Regions from separate parts of the Homo sapiens genome. Here all the other regions are linked to region 2. A link is a contact called in ENCODE Hi-C or POLR2A ChIA-PET data. All regions are on one chromosome and are shown on one strand. The core of a region is the stretch at or near the end of the contact, and the rest is flanking DNA. Distances in the headings are between cores, read along the strand shown.

What was found. A loop is a pair of places that touch in the nucleus more often than their neighbours do. ChIA-PET counts read pairs that join two places held with the same protein, here RNA polymerase II (POLR2A). Pooled maps may share reads with other maps.
Region 1: a pooled map shows a loop between it and region 2 (3-fold over the local background). The contact joins the promoter of ADGRL1 here to the promoter of PKN1 in region 2. A Hi-C loop is called at or near these places in 4 of 50 pooled maps.
Region 3: a loop to region 2 is called in a pooled map, with 3 times the contacts of the local background. The contact joins the enhancer-like site here to the promoter of PKN1 in region 2. A Hi-C loop is called at or near these places in 2 of 50 pooled maps. POLR2A ChIA-PET finds 5 or more read pairs at or near these places in 3 of 52 experiments (GM10248, IMR-90 and WTC11).
Region 4: a loop to region 2 is called in a pooled map, with 2.4 times the contacts of the local background. The contact joins the enhancer-like site here to the promoter of PKN1 in region 2. A Hi-C loop is called at or near these places in 2 of 50 pooled maps. POLR2A ChIA-PET finds 5 or more read pairs at or near these places in 2 of 52 experiments (K562 and OCI-LY7).

What each region holds. Positions count from the first base shown.
Region 1 is chr19:14,200,007-14,207,524 of GRCh38, forward strand. ADGRL1 (adhesion G protein-coupled receptor L1) reads right to left here and starts at 6,163. Exons shown (of 23, transcript NM_014921.5): 1 at 5,979-6,163. RefSeq lists silencers at 6,777-6,836, 6,857-6,956.
Region 2 is chr19:14,430,865-14,438,000 of GRCh38, forward strand. It overlaps PKN1 (protein kinase N1), which reads left to right and starts at 2,442. Exons shown (of 22, transcript NM_002741.5): 1 at 2,442-2,678. The coding sequence starts at 2,658. RefSeq lists enhancers at 1,182-1,461, 2,336-2,909, 2,910-3,482, 4,233-4,527 and silencers at 2,192-2,531, 2,702-2,771, 3,062-3,171.
Region 3 is chr19:14,243,642-14,251,082 of GRCh38, forward strand. No RefSeq gene overlaps it. Among named protein-coding and RNA genes, the nearest start is that of ADGRL1, 41 kb to the left of the region's middle. RefSeq lists silencers at 4,575-4,634, 4,735-4,784 and an enhancer at 6,111-6,628. Within about 2 kb of position 5,095, at least 12 of the 41 ENCODE cell types and tissues checked have a DNase peak (open chromatin) inside an H3K27ac peak, as active enhancers do.
Region 4 is chr19:14,281,823-14,289,645 of GRCh38, forward strand. No RefSeq gene overlaps it. Among named protein-coding and RNA genes, the nearest start is that of LINC01842, 48 kb to the right of the region's middle. Within about 2 kb of position 2,274, at least 3 of the 41 ENCODE cell types and tissues checked have a DNase peak (open chromatin) inside an H3K27ac peak, as active enhancers do.

The DNA.
Region 1 (7,518 bases), core at 4,913-7,412, 230 kb before region 2:
TACAGGCATGAGCCACTGTGCCCGGCTGTTGCAATTTTCAACAGGATGATCAGGAAAGGCCATCTCCCCTGGAGAAGATGACATTTCAGCAAACCCCTGTGAATTTGAGAGAGGAGCACGCAGGTGTTCAGTTCAGGAGAGTTAGAAGAGCATCCTGGGCAGGGTCACAGCCCGTGCAAAGGCCCTGGGGCTGGACCGTGCCTATATGTTTGAATAACGGTGGCAGCTGCATCGAGGAAGCGGGTTGTGAGCTGGTGAGGAGAGTGGGAGGAGGTGAGAGCAGGGAGGTGCCGGGAACAGACTGTGCAGGACTCGCCTTGTACTTTAAACACACAACTGCTCCCCAAATGGGGCCGCCCCTCTGCCCAGCCTTCACTCCCAGAAGCCACTAGGGGGCGTTCTGGGGCAGGGTCGGCCAACCATGGTCAGGCCCCCGCCTGCCTTTGTACAGCTGGTGAGCTAAGAATGGTGTTTACATTTTTAAAGGACTGAAGAGAAGAAGAGAAAAGAGAACAGGCCACAGAACCCGTCTGCGGCCCGCAAAGCTTGCAGGATTTACCATCGGGCTTTCTACAGAAAAGTCAGCCAACCTCTACTCTATTTTATTTACGTATATATTTTTTTGAGACAGGGTCTTGCTCTGTTGCCCAGGCTGGAATGCAGTGGCGCGATCACAGCTCACTGCAGCCTTGACCTCCCAGCTCAAGTGATCCTCCTGCCTCAGCCTCCCGGGTAGCTGGGACGACAGGCGTGCGGCACCATGCCCAACTAATTTTTAAATTTTGTATTCTGTAAAGAAGGGGGTCTCGCTTTGTCGCCCAGGCTGGTCTTGAACTCCTGGACTCAAGTGATCCTCCTGCCTCAGCCTCCCAAAGTGCTGGGATTACAGGCGTGGGCCACTTTTTCCCACTGGCAACCTCTACTCTACAGCCATCACTGCCAACCCAGGACAATTCTGCCCCTGATCCCAGTATGTTTAGCAATGTCTGGAGACTTTCTGAGGTGTTACGACTGTGGGGCTGGAGGTGTCACTGACATCCATCGGGAAGAGGCTAGGGTGGCCTCTGAGCATCCTATAGTACAGAGGACAGCCTCCCACAGAGAATGATGCAGTGCCGAAGTCAGGAGTAATGGAAATCGTCTAGGAAATCCTGTCTGGGAAAGCCAGCCCCGGACCCCTCACCTCCTCAAGGGATAAGAAGGAGAATCCATCTGGCTTCCTGACCTGATCATTTGTGACCTGCAGGGTATTTTTAGCCTCTGAGGGAGGGGCACTGGCTATTCTGAGTTTTTTTGTTTTTTTTTTTTGGCGGGGTGGGGGGGGGCAAGGTTATTTTTGGCCTGGGCATCTATTTATTGAATTTTTATCTCCCCCCAAATTTTGGAACAGGAGACAGTGAAGGCAGGGGCATTTTTTTTTTTTTTTAAGAGTCAGGATCCTGCTTCGTCGCCCAGGCTGGAGTGCACTTGTGCAATCATAGCTCACTGCAGCCTCAAACCTCTGGGCTCAAGCCATCCTCCCACCTCAGCCTCCTGAGCAGCTGAGACTACAGGTACATATTCACGATGCCCAACTATTAAAAAAAAAATTTTAGAAACGAGTCTTGCTATGTTGCCCAGGCTGATCTCAAATTCTTGTCCTCAAGCAATCCTCCCACCTCGGCTTCCCAACATTCTGGGTTTACAGGTGTGAGTCACCACACCTGGGTCAGGTAAGACTTCTTGAACGCACACTGTGGGCCAGTGATGACTGTTGACACCTGGGATTCCCAAAGCAAAGCAAATCACAACATCCTCGCGCGCTTGGATCCTCCTCACAGACACAGACAGTAAACAAACAAGCGCAGAACATCAGGAAATTACAGACTATGTGAAAAGCCGTCCGCTGTACTGAACATCAGGAGGGGTGTGGGAAGCTGAGACTTTGCAGAAGGTGCCTGGGAGTAAACGTTACTGGGGAGGTGATATTTCAAGAGGGTGGGGGAGAAAAAGCCTCGAAAATATCTGGGGAAGGGTCCTCCGTGGCAGAACAGCCAGTGCAAACGCCCCGGGGTAGGATCACACTTAGCACACTGGACGAGCAACGAGGAGGGAGGAGATGGCCCAGAAAGACCATGAAGGGCCAGACCCCAGGACAGTCCAAGCCTGTGGGCTACTGCAGTCAGAGTTTGGGGCTACCCTCGAAAAGAAGACACACATGCCTTCTCCCCAACTCACATGACAGGAGAGTTTTGCTTTTTTGTTTTGGGTTTTTTTTTTTTATTGAGAATGAGTCTCGCTCTGTCGCCCACGCTGGAGTGCAGTGGCACAATCTCGGCTCGCTGCAACCTCCGCCTCCTGGATTCAAGCAATCCTCCCGCCTCAGCCTCCCTGGTAGCTGGGACTACAGGTGCACACCACCACGCCTGGCTAATTTCTGTACTTGTAGTAGAGATGGGGTTTCACCATGTTGGCCAGGCTGGTCTCGAGCCCCTGACCTCAGGTGATCCACCCGCCTCAGCCTCCCAAAGTGCTGGGATTACAGGTATGAGCCACCACGCCCAGCTGATAGGAGAGCTTTGATGGAAACCCCATATGTGTTGCTAGAGTGTGAGCTCCATGAGGACAGGACATGGCCACCACCCCCCATGGCGCCCCCTGCATGGTGCTGGGTGGGGAGGCAAGTGTGTGCAGATTGCATGACAAGGTGCACCCAGCCTTGCTCCAAGAAGTCCTGAGCACACAACTGCAGGTGCACAAAAGATGCAGACAGCCCCATGTGTGCACACAGACAGCTACTCCTTCTTGCAGCCCTGCCTCCCCCAGCATGACCACCCCCTCTGCAAAACACAAACACCAGCACAGGAGGGACCTTTATGAACACCGGATGAGTCTGATGGTCACGTGGCCACATGCACCCTTGGCTAGATCACCATCCAGGCCACACAGGCAGAGGACACCTATGCACAGGTGCAGACAGACAGACAGACATCTGGATTCTGGGGACACCGGGACCCCCTCCATGTTTCTACTTGGCCTCCCACCTCACTCCAGGACCCGTCTCTCCCCTTCCATCAGGGTGCCCAATAGCAACCACTTTGCCCCAAACCCAGCCTGGGAGGAGCTGTCTGTCTTGCCACGGCACCTTCAGGGTCACTGGGGTCAGGGTTTCAGACCCAGGGAACCCCCGCCTCAGGAGCCCCTCCCCCTGCCTCCCCACAGAGGGGCTGGAGGAGGGGAAGTGTCTGGCATCTGGAAATCAGATCCGTGAGAGGAACCCACACAGAAACGAGAGCCTTGTGTGTCCTTGGCCACATGTCTCGCCAGGGAGAAAGGAGGGGGTGGAGGGCAAAGACGATGCTCTGGCGGGGATGGCAGTGCTCCCACTCCTCCCGTTCCTCTTGAGGGGCACCCACTGCCACCCTCCCCACCGAGATGCCTGCGCTGGGGCTGAAGCAACACATGCTCTGCCACCAGCCTGGCAGGGTAGGGAGGACGCAGACGCCCCGAGATGCAAGCGTCACACAGCCTCACATGCAGGTGGAGAGGCCACCCGCCAGGAGCCCAAACTGCTGGATGCAAACACACTCCCGTGCAGCTGAGGCGCCTGTAGGCTCCTCCCCAACGTGCCCACAGGGTCCTCCAAGGCCCCCCAGGAGAAAGGGCTCCCCTGGGCAGGCTGGGAATAGAAGCTGGGCTTCGAGTCCCCCCCTTCCACCCCCTCCCTGCAGGCTCCACAGCCCAGGTGTGCTGGTCCCCAGCTCCCCATCCTCCCCAAGCCTGGGCGCCAGCTACACCCCCAAGAGCAGGAATCAGCGTGGGTGATCACGGGGTACGCAAGCGCCCAGAAGTGGGGATTGAGATGGGCGCCCCTTGGAGAGAAAGAGGGCCTGCAGGGGTGTCCCAGAGCAGATGCCACACACACATGGGGTGGACCGAGCGGGGCCATGAGGGAGGTCACCAAGCTGGGTAGGAAGATGGTGGCAAGACCAGCAGGAGGGCCGGGACCCACATGTGAGCGCACACGTATGTCGCACACGTATGTGGCTCCGTGCACGGGTGCGATCGCTGCCAGCCATGGAATTAGTTCCCTTTTCCGAATTCCAGATGATTTTTCATCTCTGTAATTAATGGGCAAGTCAGTTCTGAACGGCATGGCAGACAAATTGCTAGTTAGGAAAATCACGGATAATTTTCTCGATATGATAATGAAGGTTGTAATCCTTCTCTTATTCTCCCTGTTTTCATCCTACTTTTAAGTAATAAATTTGGCATTAGTGGGAGGGGAGCAGGGAGGAAGGAGAAGTCACCTGCCCCCCAAAGCTGGGGCCTGACAGGGACCCACGCAGAGTCCCCTGCCGGGGGCAGACAGGAGAAGAGAATGAGGGGTGTGGACCCTCCGTGGGGTTGATCAATTCAGGGGGCCAGGCCCTGGAGAGCAGGTGGAGGGCACGGAGCTTTCAGGCTGTGAGCCAGGGTGAAGGAGTGGGGTCTGGGGTCAGGTTAGACTCATGCCAGCCCTTGGGGTGTTGGAGAGAGAAGCAGAAACCAATGGTCTGTCCCCAAACAGCATGGAGGTCAACGGCCCGGAATAGACATTCACCCTCAGGTGTGCCCCACTGGATCCGACCTCCTCTAAGCAGTGACTCCCTACCAGGATAAGGGAGCCGGGCAAGCAGAGAGGGGAAGAGAGAAAGACAGAGAGAGATAGAGAAAGACAGAGAGAGTGAGAGAGAGAGAGAGAGAGAGAGAGAGACAGACAGAGAGAGAGAGAGCGCGCGAGCCAGCCATCTTGGCAGCCATTTTGAACCCCTCCCCCTCCTGCCCCCAGGCACACATGTTGGGAAGTGGGATGTGGGAAGACAGACCCCAGCTCTGAGTCCGGTGGAAGCCAGGCGGAAGGGGGGGCCCTGCCTGGAACTGGGATACAGAAACACCCACGCAGCTGGCATGGCTGGGGGTGGATGGGGGTTGGAACAGGAAGAAAGGGTCCAGGCAGGTACAGTGAGGTGTTGGCCAGGGATGGGGCAGTGTGAGGACCCGGACTGGAAGTGTAGAGACAGGGGTGTGTGTAGCCAGCGGCTGTCTTCAGATGGGGGCCAGGGGTGCACTGGAGAGATACCTGGGAGGGCATTTTCTGGACACGGCTGGAGCAAACACAGCATCCCCCCACCCCACCACTTCAGGCCTGGACTCGGGTCCCAGGACCGTCAGATGGGAGGATGACAACCAAACCCTCGCAGCTCAATCCAATGCGCACCTGGGGTGGGGGTGGGGAGCTGTCCTCAAAGCACGAATAATCCGAGTGGATCAAACCTGCCGGCCTCCCGTGCTTTAACCCGGCACCACGGAGAGAAGGTGCTGCCCGGCTGCACCCCCTCCTCCTGACAGCGGCGCCCCCCGGACTGCGGCCGGCTGGACACCCAGACGGACCCCTCCCCATCCCCCGCGCCACTGCCTCCCAGAGAAAAACAACCCCCTCGCCCAGCATCCTGTGGTGCCAGCCCCCGACACGGCTCCTCTGGGGCGCGGGGCCGGCGCGCGGCGCGCACACGCACCCCCTCCGCTCACACCCAGACACCTACACAAACAGGGCGCCAAGCACCCGCGCGCACACGCACCGGGGACACGCAGGCACCGCCGCGCCGCTTCCCCACAAAGGCTGGCGCGCGCGCGGGCACACGCAGCCACGCGCGGGCACACTCGCGGTCCCCTCCCCCCGCCAGGCACCCTGCGGTAGCCCGTCCGCACCCCCGCGCCCCGGGCGCTCCGTGGGGGCCGCCCCTCCCAGGCCCCTCGCCAGTGGGGGTGAGGTGCGGGCTGCCCCCGACGCCCCTCCCGCTCAGGTGCGGTGCCCCGCGCGGCTCCCGTGTCCCCTCCCCCCTCGCGGCCAGGACAGGCCCCGGCCTCCCATCCTTCCCGCCTCCCCTCTTCCACGCGCCCCGCACACCTGGCCCAGGTGCGGCTTCGCCCCTCGCCCTGGGCCCGCAGACACTCACCTGTCCAGCGCCTCTCTGGGGTCGGCCCAGCGTGTCTCTCCTGCGGCTCGGCGAACCCGGGCCCCCCGCCCGGCACATCTCCCGGAGCCGGGGCTGGGGGGAAGCGGGTAGGAGGTGGCGGGACGAGGGCGGCCTCCGTGTCCCTTCCTTCCCCTGGCCCAGCACCGCCGCCGACCAAAAATTAGGAAAAAAAAAAAAAAAGAAAAGAAAAGAAAAAAAAGAGGCGGATTACACGGATCCAAAGGCGGCCCCCTCGCGGCGGCGGAGGCTCGGGACTGGGGGCGATCGGGTCTGCGCCCCTCCCGGGGAGGGAGGCGGTGGGGCGGGGGCGGCGTCAGAGCGCCGGGGGCTGGGGCGAGGCGGAGCGCCCCGAGGCGGCGCCGGCAGCGGCCCGCATCTCCCCCGCAGCTCCGCGGCCCCGACGGAGGCGGCACGTGTGCGCCCAGGCGACTTCCCAGCCCCCTCCGACGCCGGCGGTGGACGAGGGGTTAACGGGGCAGCCGGGGCGCCCCTGCAGGCCCCCGCCGCCCGGCGGCGCCGCTCCGGGGCCCGCGCGGCCCCATCAGCCGGGGCCTCCTCGGCAGACGGCGGGGCGGGGGCACCGCAGCGCCGACAGCTCCCGCGCCGACGGCTCGGGCTCCCCGCAGTGGCCGCGGGGAGCTCGGGTTGGGGGCGGGCGGCGCGGAGCTGGCGGAGGGGGGCGGCGCGGCTGGAGGCGGGTGCCGCGGCGTCGCGCCCCCGGTGCGGCCGGAGGGGGGGCGCCGGGCCGGGCCCGTGGGCACCGCAGGACGCGCGGACCGAGCCGGCGCCGGGCACCAGCAATGACAAGCCGCCTGCTCGCCCCGCTCCCCGGCGCACCCGCTCCGGGAGGGGGGCGGTGGGCGCGCGCAAAACCCGGCCCGGAGTCGCCGCCCGGGACTGGCCGCCGCAACCCGCTTGAGCGCCCCAGGAGCCGGCCCGAAAACCCGGGCTGGACTTTCCTTCCTTTCGCCTCCTCTCGCCTCCTCCCTGGAAAAGCAGGGAGAGGGAAAGCGACGTGCTGGAGCCCCGCGTTGGAGCGGGGAGTGGGGGAAGGGAGACAGGCGTAAGGAAGACCCGGAGCGGATTTTCCAGTGAAGTATAAGGAAAGGCGCCGAGCCCGGGGAAGGAGGGCGCAAATGGGGAGATCTGGAAGGGTTGTGCAAAACCCGAGTTGGATTAGATAAAGATGGGAGGAACGGTGTTGGAGCGGGGGGTTGGGGGGTAGATGCGACATGGCCAAATGCACCCGGGGCACGCAAATTTCGGGCCGGATTCTTTCTCGGGAGACGGAGTAATGCGTCAGGCCTAACGCAGTGGAAACAAGCAAGACCCGGCCCGGAACTCCCGGGACCTGGGTTCGCATGGTGGGGGGTTCTGGAAGGGGGATGCTTAGTGGCTGAGGCGACTTGGGCTGCCCTCATCTTCCTGGCAGCGACGTGCAAGGGGGACGGGCAAAAGGAGGACTGGACTCGGGTACGAAGGGATTTGGCGCGCTGGCTGCACCGGAGCGGACAGGTAA
Region 2 (7,136 bases), core at 1,192-3,691:
GTTTTTTCCCTGAGTGAGCTGGGAGCCATGGAGGGTTCTAGACAGAGGAGGGGCATACCCCATCTCATGTGTTCACTGCTCCCTTGGGCTGTTGTGGGAACAGACTGTGGGGGCGAGGGCAAAACCAGGAGACCAGGAGAGAGGTGACTACTGGTTAAGGTGAGTGATGGTAGGGACTGGATGCGACAAAGTGGAAAGGTGAAATGTGGGTGAATTCTGGGCTTGTGTGTGTGTTGTTGTTGTTTTCTTTCTCTTTTTTTTTTTTTTTTTGAGAGGGAGTCTCGCTCTGTCGCCCAGGCTGGAGTGCAGTGGCGCGATCTCGGCACACTGCAAGCTCCGCCTCCTGGGTTCATGCCATTCTCCTGCCTCAGCCTCCCTAGTAGCTGGGACTACAGGCGCCCGCCGCTTTCACCATGTTAGCCAGGATGGTCTCAATCTCCTGACCTCGTGATCCGCCTGCCTCTGCTTCCCAAAGTGCTGGGATTACAGGCGTGAGCCACCACACCTGGCCCCCTCTTTTTTCTTTTTTTAGATGGAATCTTGCTCTGTCGCTCAGGCTGGAGTGCAATGGCACGATCTCGGCTCACTGCAATCTCCGCCTCTTGGGTTCAAGCTATTCTCCTGCCTCAGCCACCCGAGTAGCTGGGATTACAGGCATGCGCCACCACGTTCAGCTAATTTTATATTTTTTAGCAGAGATGGGTTTCACCATATTGGCTAGGCTGGTCTCGAACTCCTGACCTCCAGTGATCCATCCACCACCCACCTTGGCTTCCTAAAGGGCTGGGATTACAGGGGTGAGCCACTGCACCCAGCCGTTTTTTTTTTTCTTTCTTTTTTTAGACAGGGTCTCGCTCTGTCACCCAGGCTGGAGTGCAGGGGCATCATGATTTCTCCCCACAGTGATGCATTCTCGGCCTCTTGAGCTCAAGCGATCCTCCCGCCTCAGCCTCCTGGTAGCTGGGACTACAGGCGTGCGCCACCATGCCCGGCTGGATGGGTTCTGGATCAGCATAATTCTCCTCCTTCTCTCTTTCTGTTGTTAGTATCTCCCAAAGAGTTGCTCAGAGGAAAAAATAAGAGAGAAAACATCGCGCCCTGGTTTCTGGGACGACTGAAACCACGCAGAGCCACGGGTAACCAAGGTACCCGCAGCCCACGGCGCTTCCTCGGGTCCCAAAGGGCGCCAATGTGCAGGCACCGCCGCCAGGGAGCGCTCCCTGCCGGAGCCCCGGAGACCAAGGTTTGGCTCCCTCGCCTGGTTTCCGAAGGAGTGAGGGTCCGACGGCGGCCACGAACAAAGCTGCACGCTCTGCAGACCCCGGAGATCCCCTAGAAATTCCGCAGAGGCCTCCACTCTCCGCTTGGGCACGAGTCTGCATTTATGGAGCGCCATCTGCATGCAGCAGCCCCGAAAAAGAAGGCGATGCCCATTTTATAGCGGGGAAAACTGAGACTCAGAGGCCACAGGGGTCCCCAGGATGAACAGCAAGTTGGGATTCAAACCTCTTTTAATAACAATAACGATAATAGAGGCTGGGCGCGGTGGCTCAGGCCTGTGTAATCTCAGCACTTTAGGAGACCGAGGCGGGCGGATCACCTGAGATCAGGAGTTCGAGGCCAGCCTGGCCAATATGATGAAACCCCGTCTCTACTAAAAATACAAAAATTAGCCGGGTATGGTGGTGGGCACCTGTAATCCCAGCTACTCAGGAGGCTGAGGCAGAAGAATCACTTGAATCCGGGAGGCGGAGGTTGCAGTGAGCCGAGATCGCGCCACTGCACTCCAGCATGGGCAACAGAGCGAAACTCCGTCCAAAAATAGCAAAACAACAAACAAACAATTACGATAACATTAAAAGTGACAGCAGCTAACACTTATGGAGCGTCTAGTGTGTTCTCAGCTCTTGGCCTGCACTGTCTTATTGAATTTTACCAACACCGAGGAGGTGAGCGCATCATTCCCATTTCACAGATGAGGTGCCTGGAAGGGTTTGTCTCCCTCAAGGCGTAAAGCGCTAGGATTTGAATGCAGATCCGCCCAGAGCTTGTCTCCAGGTAACGGGGAAACTTCCATGCCCTTGAATAGGGGACCACAGATGCAGGCGTCCCGAGCTTGCAAATGCACCGGGGTAGGGTGGGGTGGGGGGTTATTCTGTTTGTTTTTTTCAGGGGTCCCGGGAGGCCCAAAGGCCTCCGCCGCTCTCGGCTTGAACGCGTGGAACCGTTCTCCTCGGGTTCCCGCGCGCTCCAATGGGGGACCCCTCGGCAGCGTGCGGTCGTCTCGGGACCCGGAAAGAGGAAAGGTGGGGAGCCGATGGGGATGCTCCGGGCTCGGGAGACCGAGGGGGCGGACGGGCGGGACCCCGCAGCCCCGGGGGCCTCTGGGAACCCGTCCCCCCTCGGCCCCGCCCCCTCCCCGGGCGCCGACCTCCGGGGTCACGTGACCAGGCCCGGCGGCCGCTGGGGCCGGAGGGCGCGGCGCGGGGACGCGGCGGCCTGGCCAGGCGAGGCGGGAGCCGAGCAGGCCGGAGCGGGCCGCGCGCCGGGGAGGGTCGCGCCGCGCCCGCCCCCTCCCCGCCACGCCCGGGGCGCACGCGCGCTCCTCTGGCCGCCCCTCCCTCCGCGCGGGGACCCCTGGCGGGCGGCAGGAGGACATGGCCAGCGACGCCGTGCAGGTAGGCGCACCTGCGTCTGGAGTCCCGGGGCGACCGGACGGCGCCGGCGGACCCCGCCCGCGCGCTGCCGGGGGAGCCCCCCCAGCCCCCGGAACGGGACTCGGGTGACGATGGCAAGGGCGGGGGCCTCCGGAGCGCCCGGCGCCCCCTCCCTGGGCCGGGACTGTGGAGCCAGCGAGGCCCCCTTCTCGGCAGGTGGCGATGTGGACTGGGCTGGTTTGGGGGCGATCCCGGAGGCAACCCCTGCTACACCCTCAAACTCGGCCTCTCCTGGAGAACTAGAAGGGGCGCGGCGGAGGCTCTACTTCGGGTGTCTGTGGCTGGCTGGGCGTCCCAGTGCCTCTCGTCCGCCCCCAAACTCATCCCCCTCCCCAGGGTTGGGTACCCGGCAGGTGCCGCTCCACCTGGGGCACGTGCCTGGCGCAGTGCCCTGGGAGGGGAGGAGGCTGCTGGGCCCGGCCCGTGCCCTTCCCCCGCATAACAAAGCTCCAGCCACCCCCGCCTCTAGACAGCTTTATGATGTTCCAGACGCCACCCAGATTGGCACCTGTTGGCGGAAGTACCCGAGTCACTGCATTAGGTCGGGGGAATGGGGACCCCCACTCCCACCCTTGGGCTGTCAGGTGGAACCTTCTCCTGGGTGGGGAGTGTCTCAGTCAACAGGCCAGGGATGCTCCCATATATAGAATCCTACTTTTTTGCATGGTGGCTGGGCATGGCTGGGTCACCCCCACCCTGCTAACACACACACGTGACTGGCACCAGCCTCCCGCCCAGCCAGATTCCCCTTGTGCCACCTGGTGGGGATCACTGACCTGGACTCATCTTCCCCGTCTGTGACAAGCACGGCCAGGGTGACTGCCAACCTTCTTTGGTTCAAGTGACCCAAATCTGAGAAATGTCTGTGCCTCAGTGTCCCCATTAGCACCTCACCATCCAGTTCATTGTCCTGTGGTTGTTGTGTAACTGGGTTCTCGTCTCCTTCTGCACCTGCCCCCGGCCCCTTTGTGTCTCCCCGGTAACCCCCGGTCCCTCCCGCCTTCCCAGTCCTGCTGATGGCCTGCCGGCCTTGCCGAGGAGCTGGGCGTATCTGGTGTTGCCGATCACACAAGGTCAGACCTCAAGGCCGGGATGGGCCGGGGTCCCTGCCTCTACCCCCGGCCCAGGGAGGGCTGTGTAGGAATCCCCGGGTGCATGCATGCGCTTGGCGCATCCCACACATGACCCAGACAGGCTGTGATTCCTGCAACGAGGCTGGACCCACGCCCTGGTCCCCCCTTCCCATCTCCTCCCCAGTCTCTTCCCCGCTCCTGGTCATCCCTCTCTCATGGTTGCTTGGGCCTGCTGCCCTGTCCCTCTGTCTGTCCCAACGTGTGCCTGTCTGTTCTGTGTCCTGCAAACGGATGTCCTGTCCAGATTCCGGAAACGCCCAAGGCATTGAAATCTCCGGATGTGGGAGTCTAGGTCCCTGGCTGCTCTGGCAAGATGGGGATTATGGGAGGCAGGTCCTCTGGGTCTGAGGTCTCCGCTCCATGGTGGGCAGCGGAGGAGCAGGGGTTCTCCATAGGACAGGCCAGGCCAGGGCCCTGAGTCCTGGGTTTGCCTTGCTGGCCCTCAGGTGACCCCTGTGCCTTGGGTAGAAGTGAGTCACTCAGGGGAGGAGAACCCAGGAGCCCAGCCTCCCTCCCTCTGTGCATTACAGACCTCAGCTGCTGGAGGTGGGGCTGAGGGAGGCCACCTCTCCTCTCTGCCTGGACTTCCCCAGTTGAGCTGGCCCCGCTCTTGGCTGTGTCCTCCCTCTGCCTGCTGGGGATGGGGTGGGGCCTTCTGAGCGAGGGTGGTATTTGGTGAGCCTGGGCTTAAATTCCAGCGCTGACACTTCCTCGCTGTGTGTCCTGGGCCCAGTGCCTTCGCCTCTCTGAGCCTCGGTTCTGACCTAGGAAAAATGGGACTAAGAGGGTGTTCATGGGAGAGAGAGAGACCGAGACCTTGCCAGCACTTGGCAGGCAGGGCTGCTGTGAAGTCGTTACTGGTAAGCGTCCTGGTCAGCAGCTCAGGGTGTGAATCTGTGTCCTTATTGATTGATTTACTGATTTATATTTATTTATTTTAGAGGAGAGAGTCTTGCTCTGTCACCCAGGCTGGAGTACAGTGGTGCGATCCTATGTCACCGCAGCCTCGATTTCCAATTTCCGGGGCTCAAGTGATCTTCCTGCCTCAGCCTCCCAAGTAGCTGGGACAAAAGGCACAGACCAACATGCCTGGCTAATTTCCTTTTACTTTTGTAGAGACAGGGTCTCGCTCTGTTACCCAGGCTGGAATGCAGTGACGAGATTCTTGTTCACTGCAGCCTCAAACACCTGATCTACAGGACTACAGGCATGCACCACCACACCTGGCTAATTTTTTTTTCTTTATTTTTTTAAATTGAGACTGGGGTCTCACTCTGTCACCCAGGCTGGAGTGCAGCGGCATGATCTCTGCCTCCTAGACTCAAGCCGTTCTCCCACCCCAGCCTCCTGAGTAGCTGGGACTACAGGTGCACACCACCACGCCTGGCTAATTTTTGTATTTTTAGTAGAGTCAGGGTTTCGCCATGTTGCCCAGGCTGGTCTTGAAATCTTGAGCTCAAAGTAACCTGCCCGCCTAGGCCTCCCAAAGTGCTGGGATTACAGGTGTGAGCCACTGCCCCCAGCCTTTCTTTTTTTCTTTTCCTTTTTTTTTTGTGATGGAGTCTCGCTCTGTCGCCTAGGCTAGAGTGCAGTGGCTTGATCTCGGCTTACTGCAAATTCTGCCTCCTGGGTTCACGCCATTCTCCTGCCTCAGCCTCCCAAGTAGCTGGGACTACAAACGCCCGCCACCATGCCCGGCTGATTTTTTTGTGTTTTTAGTAGAGACAGGGTTTCACCTTGTTAGCCAGGATGGTCTAGATCTCCTGACCTCGTGATCTGCCTGCCTCGGCCTCCCAAAGTGGTGGGATTATAGGCATGAGCCACCGCGCCTGGCCTCTTTTTTTCTTTTTTGAGACAAAGCCTGGCTCTGTTGGCCAGGCTGGAGTGTGATGGTGTGATCTCGGCTCACTGGAACCTCTGCCTCCTGGGCTCAAGCCAGCTTCCCACCTCAGGCTCCCAAGTAGTTGAGACTGCAGGCACATGCCATCACACCTGGCTAATTCTTACATTTTTTGTAGAGATGGGGTCTCACCGTTATTGCCCAGGCTGGTCTCGAACTCCTGAGCTCAAGCAGTCCTCCGGCCTTGGCCTCCTAAAGTGCTAGGATCACAGGCAGAGAGAGCCACCACACCTGGCCAATACTTTTTTATTTTTTGTAGAGATTTTTGTAGGTCTTGCTGTGTTGCCCAGACTTATCTCCAATTCCTGACCTCAAGCACTGCTCCTGCCTCAGCCTCCCAAAGCGCTGGGATTACAGACGTGAACCACCACACCTGGCCAAATCTATGACCCTTAACCGTAGGCTTCTCAGCCTTAGCACTACTGACATTCAGGGCTGGGTCATTCTTTGCAGTAGAGGCTGTCCTGTGCACTGCAGGGCGTTGAGTGGCATCCCTGGCCTCACCCTGATAGAAGTCACCTCCTTACCCACAGTCAGGACAACCAAAAATGTCTCCGGATGTTGCCGCATGTCCCCGGGTATGGGGAGAAAATCTCCCCTCAATGGAAAACTGTTACTGGCCAGGCACAGTGCCTCACACTTGTAATCCCAGAACTTTGGGAGGCCGAGGCTGGCTGATTGCTTGAAGTCAGGAGTTTGAGACCAGCCTGGCCAACATGTGAAACCCCGTCTCTACTAAAAATACAAAACATTAGCTAGGCGCAGTGGCACGTGCCTGTAGTCCCAACTACTCAGGAGGCTGAGGCAGGGGAATTGCTTGAACCCGGAAGGTGGAGATTGCAGTGAGCCGAGATTGCACCACTGCACTCCAGCCTAGGCGAAAGAGCAAGACTCTGTCTCAAACCAACGAACAAAACATACTACTGTGACTTCCTTGAGCCTCAGTTTCCTCACCTGTGAAGTGGGGAGTTCTTGGCAGCTGCTCAAGATTTGTAGTGAGGGTTGGGAAGATGGTGGGAGTGATACACTTGGTCTGTGGCATTCCTCCCTGGGGGCAGCTGCGCTTGAGATCAGTCACGAGCCAAGGATAACATTCCTTGTCTGTGAAATGGATGCTCCCAGCTGAAGGAGATAACCCCAGGGGGCCATTTCCTAGCCAGCATTTGGAATCTGGGTGCTCTTGTTTTAAATCAAGGCCCTGGCCACGGGGCAGTGACTCACACCTGTAATCCCAGCACTTTTGGAGGCCGAGGCAGGAGGATTACTTGAGGCCAAGAGTTCGAGATCAGCCTGGGCAACATAGTGAGACCCCATGTCTATGAAAAATACAAAAATTAGCCAGGTGTGGTGGCGTATGCCTGTAGTCCCAGCTGCTCGGGAGGCTGA
Region 3 (7,441 bases), core at 3,845-6,344, 180 kb before region 2:
TTGGTGGTGGCCAGCAATGCTGGGTGCTCCTTGGCTTGTAGATGATGCATCTCTCCAATCTCTGCATCATCCAGTCTCTGCCTCCTCCATCACATGGACTCTCCCTCGTGTACTTGTGTCTATTCTCTTCTTACCAAGACACTGGTCGTATTGGCTGGGCGCAGTGGCTCACGCCCGTAATCCCAGCACTTTGGGAGGCTGAGGCGGGCGGATCACTTGAGGTCAGGAGTTCGAGACCTGAGGCAAGTTGCAATTTTTAGCCCCATTTTATAGATGAAGCCACTGAGTCTTGGATAATAACATGCTCATTCTTCCTGGAACCACCCAGAAGACTTCTGCTGGAGTCTTATTGGCCGGAAGAGTGTCACACAGCCATCTCTAGAAGGAAGGGAGTTGGGAGGCTGAGGTAGGCGGATCACTTGAGGTCAGGAGTTTGAGATCAGCCTGGCCAACATGACGAAACCCCGTCTCTACTAAAAATACAAAAAATTAGCCGGGCATGGTGGTGGGTGCCTGTAATCCCAGCTACTCGGGAGGCTGAGGTAGGAGAGTAGCTTGAACCTGGGAGGCGGAGGTTGCAGTGAGCTGAGATTGCACCACTGTCCTCCAGCCTGGGTAACAGAGTGAGACTCTGTCCCCAAAAATAAATAAATAAATAAATAAATAAATAAAATAGAAGCAAGCGGGACTTGAAGGCTGGAATAATGGCAAGGGGAGCTGGAAGAGGGGCTGGAAGACAAAAAAAATACATAAACACATAAATAAATAAAATAGAAGCAAGGGGGGCTGGAGGGCAAGGATTAGGCAGGGCACACTGACACTTAAGGAGCCCTGTGTTAGCAAAGGAAAGAGATAGGTGTGAATTTGACAAACTGTGTCTCCCACAATTCTCCCTGCCTCTGAATCTGGATGAAGTATATTGAGTGCCCGCTAAGGACTAAGCACTATGCTACAGACTCACGGCAAATTATTCCTTTTTTTTTTTTGAGATGAAGTTTTGCTCTTGTTGCCCAGGATGGAGTGCAATGGCACGATCTCGGTTCACTACAACCTCTGCCTCCCAGGTTCAAGCAATTCTCCTGTCTCAGCCTCATGAGTAGCTGGGATTACAGGTGCACACCACCATGCCCGGCTAATTTTTGTATTTTTAGTAGAGGTGGAGTTTCACCATGTTGACCAGACTGGTCTTGAACTCTTGACCTCAGGAGATCTGCCCACCTCGGCCTCCCAAAGTGTTGGGATTACAGGCGTGAGCCACTGCACCCAGCCTTCAAGGCAAATTCTTTTTTTTTTCCCCCTGAGATGGAGTTTCACTCTGTCATCCAGGCTGGAGTCCAGTGGTGTGATCTCAGCTCACTGCAACCTCTGCCTCCTGGGTTCAAGCGATTTTCCTGCCTTAGCCTCCCGAGTAGCTGGGATTACAGGTACACGCCACCACGCCCAGCTAAGTTTTTGTATTTTTAGTAGAGACAGGGTTTCACCATGTTGGCCAGGCGGTCTCAAACTCCTGACCTCAGTGATCTGCCCACCTTGGCCTCCCAAAGTGTTGGGATTACAGGCATGAGCCACTACGCCCGGCCAAGACCTCAACTCTTAAATAAATAAATAAATAAAGCCAATACCATCCCTGCAGAGTTAGCTTTCAGGAGGGCTTATATTCTAGTTGCTGAGGGATGGGGTGGCTCAGAAATAATATTGGTTATGGGAATAACTTGTACTGTGGTCCAGGCACTGCTTTGAGGACTTCTCATTCACTAAGTCAATTATTCATTACCCGCTATATAAGGTGGGTTTTTTGTTTTTGTGGATTCTTTTTTTTTTTTTTTTTTTTGAGATGGAGTCTCGCTCTGTTGCCCAGGCTGGAGTGCAGTGGCGCGATCTCGGCTCACTGCAAGCTCCGCCTCCTGGGTTCATGCCATTCTCCTGCCTCAGCCTCCCGAGTAGCTGGGACTACAGGCGCCCGCCACCATGCCCGGCTAATTTTTTGTATTTTTAGTAGAGATGGGGTTTCCCCTTGTTAGCCAGGATGGTCTCGATCTCCTGACCTCGTGATCCGCCTGCCTCAGCCTCCCAAAGTGCTGGGATTACAGGCGTGAGCCACCACACCCCGCCTTGCAGATTTTTTTTTAGAGACTACAGGTGTAAGCCATTGTGCCTGGCTTTTTTTTTTTTTTTTTTTTTTTTTTTTGGTAGAGACAGGGTCTTGCTATGTTGCCCAGGCTGGTCTCAAACTCTTGGCCTAAAGGGACCCTCCTACCTTGGGCTCCTGAGTGGCTGGGATTACAGACTCCGGACACTGCACCCGGCTCCAGGTGGGTTTTATTACCATCCTCATTTTATAAATGAGGAAAGGGGCTCGGAGAAGTTAAGTAACATGCCCAATGTCACACAGCTAATAACTGTGAAGCCGGGATTTGAACCCAGGTTCTTGGATTCGAGAGCATAAGACCCTGAGTTCAGGTAAGTAATACAATGTCAGCTGGCTGTAAGACAGATGATGGTAAATAACAGGGACCACTAGGCCTGGCAAGGTGGCTCACACTTGTAATCCCAGCACTTTGGGAGGCAGAGGTAGGCGGATCACCTGAGGTCAGGAGTTTGAGACTAGCCTGGCCAACATGGTGAAACCCTGTCTGTATTAAAAATACAAAAATTAGCCAGGTGTGGTGGCATGTGCCTGTGGTCCCAGCTACTTGTGAGGCTGAGGTGGGAGAATCGCTTGAACCCAAGAGGCGGAGGTTGCAGTGAGATCACACCACTGTGCTCTAGCCTGGGTGACAGAGCGAGACTCCATCTCAAAAAAAAAAAAGGCCAGGGGCGGTGGCTCACGCCTGTAATCCCAGCACTTTGGGAGGCCGAGGCGGGCGGATCACGAGGTTAGGAGATCGAGACCATCCTGGCTAACACAGTGAAACCCAGTCAATACTAAAAATACAAAAAATTAGCCGGGCATGGTGGCGGGCGCCTGTAGTCTCAGCTACTCGGGAGGTCGAGGCAGGAGAATGCCGTGAACCCGGGAGGCGGAGCTTGCAGTGAGCCGAGATCAGGCCACCGCACTTCAGCCTGGGCGACAGAGCAAGACTCCGTCTCAAAAAAAAAAGGCCGGCGCGGTGGCTCATGCCTGTAATCCCAGCGCTTTGGAAGACCGAGGCAGGTGGATCACCTGAGGTCAGGAGTTCTAGACCAGCCTGGCCAACATGGTGAAATCCGGTATCTACTAAAAATACAAAAATTAGCTGGGCATGGTGGCATGCGCCGGTAATCCCAGCTACTCAGGAAGCTGCTTGAACCCAGGAGGTGGAGGTTGCAGTGAGCCGAGATTGCACCACTGCACTCCAACCTGGGCTACAGAGCAAGACTCCGCCTCAAAAGAAAAAATACAAATACAAATAAAATAAAGAGAACAGCCAGTGGGAAGTCCCAGAAATGGGCACACACTGGGTGTGTCTGGGGTGCAGTGAGGGGCCCCCTGTGGCTGAGGCGAAAGTCTAGGGATTATTGCACCCACTTTGCACGTGTGACCTTCCACAATTCTTCACACAGCGACTCCTTCACAACAGTCTCATGACATAGGTTTTTATAATTCTCCTCTCTTGACGGGCGGGGAAACTGAGGCTCAGGGTGGCTAATTGAGCCACAGCCAGAAAGCAATGGAGCTCCAATCTGAATCCAGGCAGCCTGCCCCCACTGCCGAACTCCAAGGGAAACACAGTAGGGAGCCAATGCCAGCAGGCTGGGAGGGCTGCCTGGAGGAGGTGGATGTCACCAGGACCTGCGGGAGGACCCTGAGGAGCAGGGAGGGAGGGAGCTGCCGCTGACCAAGGCACAAAAACATGTTCCTGGGGCAGTTCTTGGAAGGCAGATTTCCAGGTGCCTGCCCCCAATGTGGCCCTGCCTCCCGCTCCCCCTGGCCCCCTCTTCCTAGAGGGAAGGCGGCAAGAGGCGCTTCATTAGCGCCTCTGAGGCCCCAGCAGCCCCGGGGGGATGAAAAGGGCCTAGGAGGGGAGCCGTCCTAATTTTGGCACACCTGGCAGGGGGCCCAGGGCCACTGAAAGGGATTCAGCTGGGGCCGGCTGGGCAGGCCCCGTCATTGTTCCGGCTAGATCCGCGGTCAGGGCTTCAAATGCAAAATCGGGCTGGGGATGGGGTGGGGGCGCCGGTGGCCTCTGCTCTTCCTTTAATAGACCAAAGGACTCTGGCGGCTTAGCTCTTTTTCCTAATTTAAAGGTATTTTCAGGCGTTTGGGAGCTCCCCTACGGCGAAGCAGGAAGGCTGGGAAGTGGGGGGCCTTGAAACTCTCTTCGTGGTTGCCCGCGGAGGATGGAGGAAAAGGCGGGGAGGAGGGGGGCTGAGGTTGGTCTGGGGTCACTGGTGGGGCGCTGGGCAGGTGGAGACCCGTGTTGAGTTCTCGGCTGTCCTCTGCCCCAGTTTCCCTCTCTGGAACCTCTGTCTGGTTTCTGGAACCGTCCCCAGCAGGTAGGACGGATGCAGGTGTGCCCAAACGGCAGTTTCTTCCTAAGGAGCTCTTTCGGGTCAACTCCGGAGGCCTTGACTAGGGAGGCAGATGGAGGAGGCTTGATCCCTCTCAGCATGGCAGCCGTGGTGCCAAGGCAGGAAGGAGGGTAGGGAGGCAAGCCAATGGGGTGCAGCGGCCTCCATGCCAGAAAATGGGGGCTCCCTGGATCATCTCCTCGGCGGGAGGGTGCACGGGGACCAGGAGAGAGAACCAAAGGACCCCGCTGGAGGGGGGCTTGGAGCCTAGAGACAGTTGAGGGGGTACTGTCTTCCCCTCTCTCCTGGCCACGCTGCCCGGTCGGCCTTTTTCTCCCCTTTCCCTCCCCTTTTGCCCCCACCCCCGCCTGCCCCCCTCCAGGCCCCAGCGCCCCCCACTCCCAACCCCCCGGCCTGCTCTCCTGCCTCCCCCGTGCCACCTCCTTGGGCTGCGTTTCTCTTCCCTCCTCCGAGTTCCAGGCCATCCCCTCTCCCCCTCCCCAGCCCGCCCTCCTCCTTCTGACTGGCTCCCGCCTCCCTAACGCTCTCTCAGCCTCCCAGCCCCCTCCTCCCTCCCTCTCTCTCTCCCTCTCTCCCTTTCCTTCCTTCATCCCAGCCTCTCTTCCCACCTTCCCCAGCAGGAGAGAGGGGGCCGCGCTCCCCCCAGCCCCTCCCCCTCTCTCCCTGGGGCCGCCGCCATCTTGCAGGATGCTGGGGAGGGAGCCGCGTGCAGGCCATGGAAACAATGCATCTTTTATGAAGCGATCCCCGCTCCTCGCCTGGAAACCTTGCATTAATGCGGCATTGATTTCCCTCGTAATAGAGGGGGCTCTCCCGCGCCCCCAACCCGAGGGGCGCAAGAAGGGAGGGGGCCAGTTTCGGGGGCGAGGAGGGAAAAGTGGAGGGTGATGGAGTCATCGCTCCGGGCTCCCAGCTCTGCAGCCGGCGCCCTCCCCGCGCCCCGCCTGGAGACCCCCACCCCACCCCGCAGGTGGAGGTTCCCAGAGTGGGGGAGGGGTTCCGGCGCGAGGCCCTCTAGTAACTTCTGGGCTGAGACCCAGCCACAGAGTCCCGGCCGATGGGATCCCCACCCCCCTATTCTCAGCCCTGGCATTGGCCAGAAAGGGCGCAGGAGACCCTCGGCTGCCCCTGGGGCCCGCTGTCTGCGGCCAGGTCCTCTGGGACACGTGTCCCCCCCTCCCCCCAGAACCCTCCGAGGTTCCCCAGCTCCTCCAAGCCCTGTTTCCTTCCCCTCTTCCATCTTGCCGCCTCACTCCCATCCTTACAGCTCCTGCCTTCCTCGTCCTCTCCTGGCTCCCCCCTTCCCCTTCCCTGCTGCCTGCCCCCTCCCTCCACACCCCCTTCCCTGCGTGCTAATGGCCCGGTGGCAGGCGGCTCCGTGGCTGTTTCCGGGGGAGGCGGGTTTGCAGCCAGGGGAGATGTTGGAGCGGTTTGAGGAAGAAGAATTATACATACATAAATCTGGGATAATGACGGTGTTGCTAATGGGGCGGGCGGCGGCAGCTCCCGGCAGTGCCCCCCCACAAACACACACCCCATCACACACACTCAGGGACCAGCCTGGCTTCCTGACGCGTTTGAGGGTCCGTGGGCCCCGATCATCTCCTTGACTGGCCCTGAAACATCCCTGCTGCAGATACGGGGTCCATGCTCATTTGTGACATCAATGAAACATCCCCCTCCAGCCCCCCAATTCAATTTGCGGCTTGCCACTTTGCTTGCCCTGTGGCCTAGGGGTGAGTAGTTACCCCAGCAGGACAGGTGTGTTCACTTGGGTCTTATTACCCCACCACCAGCCTGGACCCCCCACTCCTCTAGGTTTTCTGAGGTCACACCACCCACCACATGACATCTTTTGCATAACTGAAGGAAGGTCAGACGGATTTTCTTACCCTTTCTCCATTTCATAGCTGTGTGACCTTAGGCAAATTACTTAACCTCTCTGAGATTCAGTTCTCTCTACTTGTAATTTGGGAATAATTATGTTCAAAGAACCTGAGGCTGAGGTGGGAGGATCACTTGAGGCAAGGAGTTGGAGACCAGCCTGGGCAACATAGCGAAACCCCTGTCTCAAATTAAAAAAAAAATTTTTTTGAAAAAATTAGTCAAGGGCCAGGCACAGTGGCTCACACCTGTAATCCCAGCACTTTGGGAGGCCAAGGCAGGTGGATCACTTGAGGTCAGGAGTTCAAGACCAGCCTGGCCAACATGGCGAAACCCTGTCTCTACTAAAAAAAAAAAAAGTACAAAAATTAGCCGGTGTGGTGGTGCATGCCTGTCATCCCAGCTACTCGGGAGGCTGAGGCACGAGAATCCCTTGAACCGGGAGGCGGAGGTTGCAGTGAGCGGAGGTCGCACCACTGCACTCCAGCCTGGGCAACAGAGCAAGACCCTGTCCCTAAAAAAAAAAAAAAAAGAGAACGTGAATTCACCCACTTCTTTCCACTTTTGTGCTTCCCAACTCCTTCATCACTTGCCTGGATTTACTGAGGTTGCCTTGGCCACAGGCTCCTGGCTTCTGCCCTGGCCTCCATCCGTCCTTACCACAGCCCAGAGGTATCTTTGAAAAGACAAGGAAGTTCACGTTTTCCTTCTATTGAGAACGCTGCAATGCACCGCCATGGCTCTTAGATTAAGACCGAAATCCCTCACTCAACCTCCTTGGGATTCCTCTCTCCATCGCTAAGTCCACTCCAGCTACACTGAGCCTTTGCACTGGTTGTTCCCACTTCCTGCAACACCCTTCCCCCTAGATCTCACATGGCCAACCAGCTCTGCCTTCTTCTTCACGCCTCAGCTCCATGTCACCACCCCTAGTCAATCTCCATTAACTCTCTGATATCGCTTACTTATTTGTTTTCATGACCATTCCCTCCTGGAATAACATCTCTCTCTCTCTCTCTCTTTTCCTTCCTTCCTTTTTCCCTCC
Region 4 (7,823 bases), core at 1,024-3,523, 150 kb before region 2:
TAGAGTTGGGATTTCACCATGTTGGTCAGGCTGGTCACAAACTCCTGACCTCAAGTGATCCACCCGCCTTGGCCTCCCAAAGTGCTGGGATTACAGGTGTGAGCTACCACATCTGATCCCTAATTTTTAATTGACAAGTAATTGCATATGTTTATGGAGTATGATGTGATGTTTCAATACTGTATATATTATAAAGCAGATCGCGCTAATGAACATATCCATCACCTTACATACTTATTTCTTTGTAGCGAGAACAGTTTGTTTTTTTAGAGACAGGGTGTGTAAAATATTGCCCAGGCTGGTTTTGAACACCTGGGCTAAAGTGATCCTCCCATCTCAGCCTCCCAAAATGCTGGGATTACACATGTGAGCTACCGCACCAGACCCTATAGTGAGACCATTTAAAATCCACTCATTTCACAAGTTTGAAAATACATTATGGGGTGGGGCACAGTCACTCACGCCTGTAATCCCAGCACTTTGGGAGGCCGAGGCAGGTGGATCACGAGGTCACGAGTTCAAGACCAGCCTGGCCAAGATGGTGAAACCCTGTCTCTACTAAAAATATAAAAATTAGCCAGGCGTAGTGGCGGGCGCCTGTAGTCCCAGCTCCTCAGGAGGCTGAGGCAGAGAATTGCTTGAACCCGGGAGGTGGAGGTTGCAGTGAGCCGAGATTGTGCCACTGCACTCCAGCCTGGGTAACAGAACGAGACTCTGTCTCAAAAAAAAAAAAAAAAAGAAAAAGAAAAAATATACATTATGATTAGCTATAGCCACCTTGCTGTGCAATAGATCACCAGGACTTACTCTTCCTAATGGAAACTTTGTATCCTTTGGGCAACATGTTTTCCGCGACCCCAGACTCTGGTAAGGACTGTTCTACTCTCTACTTCGGTGAATGTGACTTTTTTTTTTTTAGATTCTGCATACAAGTGAGATCATGAACTATTTGTCTTTCTGCGCCAGGCTTAGTTTACTTCGCATAATGTCCTCCAGATTCATGCACGTTGTTGCAAATGACAAGATTTCCTTCTTTTATCAGGCTGAACAGTACTCCATTGTGTATATGCACCACATTTTCTTTATCCATTCATTCATTGATGGACACTTAGGTTGCTTCCATATCTTGTTATTGTGAATAGTGCTGCAAAGAACTTGGGAGTGCAGATAGCTCTTCCGAATACTGATTTCCTTTGCACATTACTCGGAAGATAAATTTTTTTGAGACAGAGTCTCACTCTGTCGCCCAGGCTGGGGTGCAATGGCCCGATCTCGGCTCACTGCAAGCTCTGTCTCCCGGGTTCACGCCATTCTCCTGCCTCAGCCTCTGGAGTAGCTGGGACTACAGGCGCTCGCCACCACGCCCAGCTAATTTTTTTTTTTTTTTTTGTATTTTTAGTAGAAACGGGGTTTTACCATGTTAGCCAGGATGGTCTCAATCTCCTGACCTCGTGATCCACCCGCCTCGGCCTCCCAGAGTGCTGGGATTACAGGTGTGAGCCACTGCACTCGGCCTAATTTTTGTATTTTTAGTAGAGACAGGGTTTCACTATATTGGTCAGGCTGGTCTCGAACTCCTGACCTCGTGATCCGCCCGCCTCGGCCTCCCAAAGTGCTGGGATTACAGGTGTGAGCCACTGCACCCAGCTGTTTTGTTTTTTGTTTTTTGTTTTTTTTTCAGACAGGGTCTCAGTCTGCTGCCCAGGCTGGAGTGCAGTGGCACAATCTCAGCTCACTGCAACTTCTACATCCTGGGTTCAAGTGATTCTCCCACCTCAGCCTCCGAGTAGCTGGGACTACAGGTGGACACCACCACGCCCGGCTAATTTTTGTATTTTTTATATTTTTTTAGTAGGGACAAGGTTTCACTGGCGAGGCTGGTCTTGAACTCCTGACCTGAAGTGATCCACCTGCCTTGGCCTGAGACAGGAGAATCGCTGGAACTTGGGAGGCAGAAGTTGCAGTGAGCCAAGATTGCCCCACTACACTCCAGCCTAGGTGACAGAGTGAGACCTTGTCTCAAAAAAAAAAAGTGAAAGTGAAAGATTTCATTCTGAACACCACTAGGTCCTGAAAGGCAAGGTTGGCTGACAGCAGACCCAGTGCAATGAGAACCATCTGACCCCTGGATTTGTTTCCTTCCTGTGGCCGCTATAACAGTACCACAAACTGAGTCACTTAAAACAACAGAAACCTATTTTCTCACAGTTCTGCAGGCCAGAAGTCTGAAATCAAAACATCTGCAGGGCCACGCTCCCCACAGAGGCTCTAGGGAGGAATCCCTCCTGGCCCCTTCCAGCTTGTGAGGGCTCCAGGCATTCCTCGGTGGCGACCACAGCATTCCAACCTCTGCTTCCGTCTTCACGGGTCCTTCTCTACTGTGTCTCCTCTCTGTGTCTCTCCTAAGGAGAGTCGTCTGTGGATTTAGGACTACCATGTTTTCCAGGATGATCTCATCTTCAGAATTCTAATATCTGCAATGACCCTTTCAAAACCCCTCCTACAGAGTTGACAAGGATTGCATGCCAGATTCCAGACAGAAATACAGTTACAATGAACCATGAATCAGGCTGCACTAGGGTCCCCTTCCTTGCTGCTAAAGGTCAGGTAGTACTTTTACACCCCATTGTTTCACCAGGCGCAGTGGATCGCGCCTGTAATCCCAGCACTTTGGGAGGCCAAGGCGGGTGGATCACCTGAGGTTGGGAGTTCGAGACCAGCCTGACCAACATGGAGAAACCCTATCTCTACCAAAGATACAAAAATTAGCCAGGCATGGTGGTGCATGCCTGTAAACCCAGCTACTGGGGAGGCTGAGGCAGGAGAATTGCTTGATCCCGGGAGGCAGAGGTTCCAGTGAGCTGAGATCGTGCCACTGCGCTCCAGCCTGGGCATCAAGAGCGAAACTCTGTCTCAAAACAAAACAAAACACAAATACATCCCATTGTTTCTACAGACAGGATCTCTGACATTAGGAGCATATGGCTTTTTTTTTTTTTTTTTTTTGAGATGGAGTCTTGCTCTGTCACCCAGGCTGGAGTGCACTGACGTGATCTCAGCTCACTGTAACCGCTGCCTTCCGGGTTCCAGCGATTCTCCTGCCTCAGCCTCCAGAGTAGCCGGGATTACAGGCGTGCACCACCACACCTGGCTAATTTTTGCATGTTTAGTAAAGAAGGGGTTTTACCATGTTGGCCAGGCTGGTCTTGAACTCCTGACCTCAAGTGATCCACCGCCTCGGCCTCCAAGTGCTGGGATTACAGGCGTGAGCCACTGCGCCCAGTCAGGATCATATGGCTTTTGCTTAAGGATCGCTTCAGATGTTTTTGCAGATCCTGAATTCCAGCAACCAGTCTGAAGAAGACCCCCCATATAGGAATGGGATCAGCATGAGAATACAGCTTCTTCACCCACCCCTTGTCCCTCAACTCCTGCCCAATCCTCTGTCCCAAGACTTCATCTTGCACTCTTTGACCAATCAAAGGATCTCCACACTTGGGCCCACTCCATACCCCTTAAAAACCCCAGCCCCAAATTCCTAGGGGAGATGAATTTTTTTTTTATTTTATTTCATTTTTATTTATTAATTTTAGTTTGTTTGTTTTCTGAGAGAATCTCACTCTGTCACCCAGGCTGGAGTGCAGAGGTGCGATCTTGGCTCACTACAACCTTCATCTCCCAGGTTCAACTGATTCTCCCACCTCAGCCTCCCAAGTAGCTGGGACTACAGGCACGCACCACCACACCCGGCTAATTTTTGTATTTTTAGTAGAGACAGGGTTTTGCCATGTTGGCCAGGCTGGTCTCAAACTCCTGGCCTCAAGTGCTCTGCCCACCTCAGCCTCCCAAAGTGCTGGGATTATAGGTGTGAGCCACCACACCCACCCAGGAGATGGATTTTAGATTTGCTCCCATCTCGTCGATCTGTGGCCCTATGATTAAACCTCCTTCTCTGCTGCAAACTGGTATCTCAGCATGTTGACTTGCCCAGTGCCTCAAACAATGGGCCTATGACAGTTACAGTTTATCCACCTAAGATCACATTCAGGCCAGGCGCAGTGGCTCGTGCCTGTAATCCCAGCACTTTGGGAGTCCGAGGTGGGAGGATTGCTCAAGGCCAGGACCTTGAGACCAGCCCGGGAAACATAGCAAGAATCTCTCTCTGCAAAAAAATACAAAAATTAGCCAGGCACGGTGTTGCGTGCCTGTGGTCCCAGCTACTTGGAAGGCTGAGGTGGGAAGATCACTTGAGCCTGGGAAGTCGAGGCTGCAGTGAGCCAAAATCATGCCATTGCTCTCTGGCCACCCTGAGTGACAGAGCAAGACCATGTCTTTAAAAAAAAAATAAGTTGGCCAGGCGTGGTGGCTCATGCCTGTAATCCCAGCACTTTGGGAGGCCGAGGCAGGCAGATCATCTGAGATCAGGAGTTTGAGACCAGCCTGGCCAACATGGGGAAAGCCCGTCTCTCCTAAAAATACAAAAATTAGGCGGACGTGGTGGCAGGCGCCTGTAATCCCAGCTACTCAGGAGGCTGAGGCAGGAGAATCGCTTGAACCCGGGAGGCGGAAGTTGCAGCGAGCCTTGATTGCGCCACTGCACTCCAGTTGGGAGACAAGAGCAAGACTTCATCTCAAAAAAAAAAAAATAATAATAATATAAAAACATCACATTCACAGGTTGCAGGGGCCAGAGTGTGGACACATCCTTTTGGGGGGCCACCATTTGACACACTATATTCCCTCCTGGAGCTGCAGCCCTGGCCGTGAAAGGAAAGGAGAGGAAAGCAAGAAGGAAGGGGCCCTAGCACCACCCAGACCCCCAGAACATGACGCTGGTGGGGATGGAGGAGAGGTAGAAGGAAATAGGATTGAAGTCTAAATCAAGGCCCCAGCTTGGGTCTGGACATTCCTTGTTTTGAATTGAAGCCAAGCTGCCCTGTGACTAAGGCGACTCCAGGAACATCTGTTATCTGAGATGAACAGAGAACAAAGTCATAAGGCTAAGATTTTATCAAGGGGATTGCGGGGCAGGGGGGACACATTTCCCTGTGAAAAGCATGTTATAGAGATCATGACAGATCAGCCCTTGACCGGAATTCACACAATGCTGGTTCATTTCATCACAGGGACCACCTGACCCCCAGGATTGTTCTAGAAGGTCTTTTTCTCTACCATCTCCACACCAATCCCTCTCCACCTGCCGCTCCCACCTTCCACTGGGTCCCCATCCTCCTCTGGGCTGGGGCCCTGCCTGCCTGCCATCCATTCACTCAACAAACACTTATTATTATTATTTTTTGAGACACAGTCTCGCTCTGTCGCCCATGCTGGAGTGCAGTGGCACGATCACTGCTCACTGCAGCCTCTGCCTCCCAGGTTTAAGCAATTCTCATTTCTCAGCCTCTCGAATAGTTGGGATTACAGGCATGCATCACCACACCTGGATAATTTTTGTATTTTTAGTAAAGACGGGGTTTTGCCATGTTGGCCAGGCTGGTCTTGAACTCCTGGGCTCAAATCTGTCCGCTTGGCCTCTCAAAGTGCTGGTAGTTACAGGTGTGAGCCACTGCGCCCAGCCCTAACACTTATTGAGCACCTGCTGTATGCCAAGGGCCAGGGAAGGGGGCGGCATACAGAGCCAGGAGGGAACAGTGTGGAGGAACTTCCCTTTTGGAGCTGACTTTCCAGTGGGAGACCTGGGCGATGACAAGATGAACAAGGAATGAATATTCTGTGTTGTAGCCAAAAGCAGCCAGTGCAATGGAGAAAATACAGCAGCCTCAGGCCTGTAATCCCAGCACTTTGGTAGGCCGAGGCGGGCGGATCACTTGAGGCTAGGAGTTCAAAACCAGCCTGGTCAGCATGGCAAAACCCTGTCTCTACTAAAAATACAAAAATTAGCCAGGTGTCATGGAGCATGCCTGTAATCCCAGCTACTCGGTAGGCTGAGGCAGGAGAATCACTTGCACTCGGAGGTGGAGGTTGCAGTGAGCTGAGAGCACGCCATTGCACTCCAGCCTGAGCAACAGCGCGAGACCCCGTCTCAAAAAAAAAAAAAAAAAAAAAGCAATAAGAGTCTGTGGATGTTGTAAATTGGGTGTGTGTGCATCAGAGAAGGCTTCCCTGGGGAGGGGCACAAGTGAAGGGAGACCTGGAGGAGGTGAGGGAGGAGCCATGTGGATATCTGGGGAGGATGACTCAGGCAGAGGGAACAGCCTGTGCAAAGGCCCTGAGGCAGGATGTCTTTGGTGAGTTTGGAGAACAGTAAGGAGGCCCATCTGCTTGGAGAAAGCTGGGTTTTCTGGCCTCCGTGAGGACTGGAGTTTTGCTCTGAGTGAGGCAGTTGGTAAGGAGAATAATGCCCTCCTTCCCAAGGTATCTACTTCCTCATCCTAAACTTTCAAGATCTCATGGCCTGGGGAGGATAGGAGAAAGGGGCTGGTAACTGCTCCAGCGGGTTGATAAACATGGGTACTTCAGGGAGGCTTCCTGGAGGAGTGTCAAGCATATGACTGGCTTGAATTGCGGGAGAGGCAGGCTGAGCAGGGAGCAGGTGCCCAGGGAGAGGCAGAAGACAGGTCAGACACTTAAAAGTGTCTAAAGGAGAAAGACTCCTTTGGACACAGCCAGGCCCTGAGAAGCAGGGTTAGTGAATTGCTACCTCATGCAACAAAAGGGACTTTGCTGATTAGGTAATTAAGGATCTTCAGACAGGGAAATGACCTTGGATCATCTAATCACACAAGTCCTTAAAATGCAAGGGGGCGGCAGAGGGGAGTTGAAGGCTGTCATATGAGAAGGACTTGACTCGTCATTGCTGGCTTTGAAAATGGAGGGAGGGCCCACGAGCCAAGGAATGCAGGCAACTTCTAGAAACGGGGAATGGACAACCAGCAAGAAAACAGGGCCTCAGTTCTACAACCCCAGGGAACTGAATCTTGCACCCCTAAATGAGCAAAAAATAGATCATCCCCTAAAACCTCCAAGAAAGGACTGCAGCCTGCTGACATCTTGGTCTTAGGCAGGTGAGACCCTGAACCACATCTCTGACCTCTAGAGCTGTAGGATAATTTGCGTCGTTAAATAAATGCTAGCTAGTGACGGCAACCATGGGAAATTAACACAAGGTGGGAGCTTTCCCGGTTCTGAGCGGGAGGAGGGGGCGTGGCCTGATCAGGTGTTCGCTCGCGCCCTCTGGAGGCTGCGGAGGGAACAGGCTTCAGGGCCAGGCTGGAGACCTGAGCAAGGGTAGAGGGAACTGCACAGTCCAGGTGAGGGATGCTGGGCTGGACCAGGTGAGGGATGCTGGGCTGGACCAAGTGAGGGCCGGGGAGGTGGGGAAGAAATGAAGTCCGAGGTTTGAACGTGGATGGAAAGAGAAAAAAAGAGAGGACTCCAGCGGGGCACGGTGGCTCACGCCTGTAATCCCAGCACTTTGGGAGGCCAAGGTGGGAGAATCACTTGAGGTCAGGAGTTCGAGACCAGCCTGGCCAACACAGTGAAACACCGTCTGTACCAAAAATACAAAAAATAGCCAGGTGTGGTGCTGCACGCCTGTAGTCCCAGCTACTCAGGAGGCTGAGACAGCAGACTTGCTCGAACCCGGGAGGCGGAGGTTGCAGTGAGCCTAGACTATGCCATTGCACTCCAGCCTGGAAGACAGAGTAAGACTCCATCTAAAAAAAAAAAAAAAAGAGAGAGAGGACTCGAGTCAAGGATGACCAGAAGCCTCTGAGCTGGGAACTTGGAGTCTCCTGTTCCCTCCACCCCAACTCCACTAGTCCCTACCTCCCCTTGGCCTCACCTGCCAGCAGTTGTCCCAG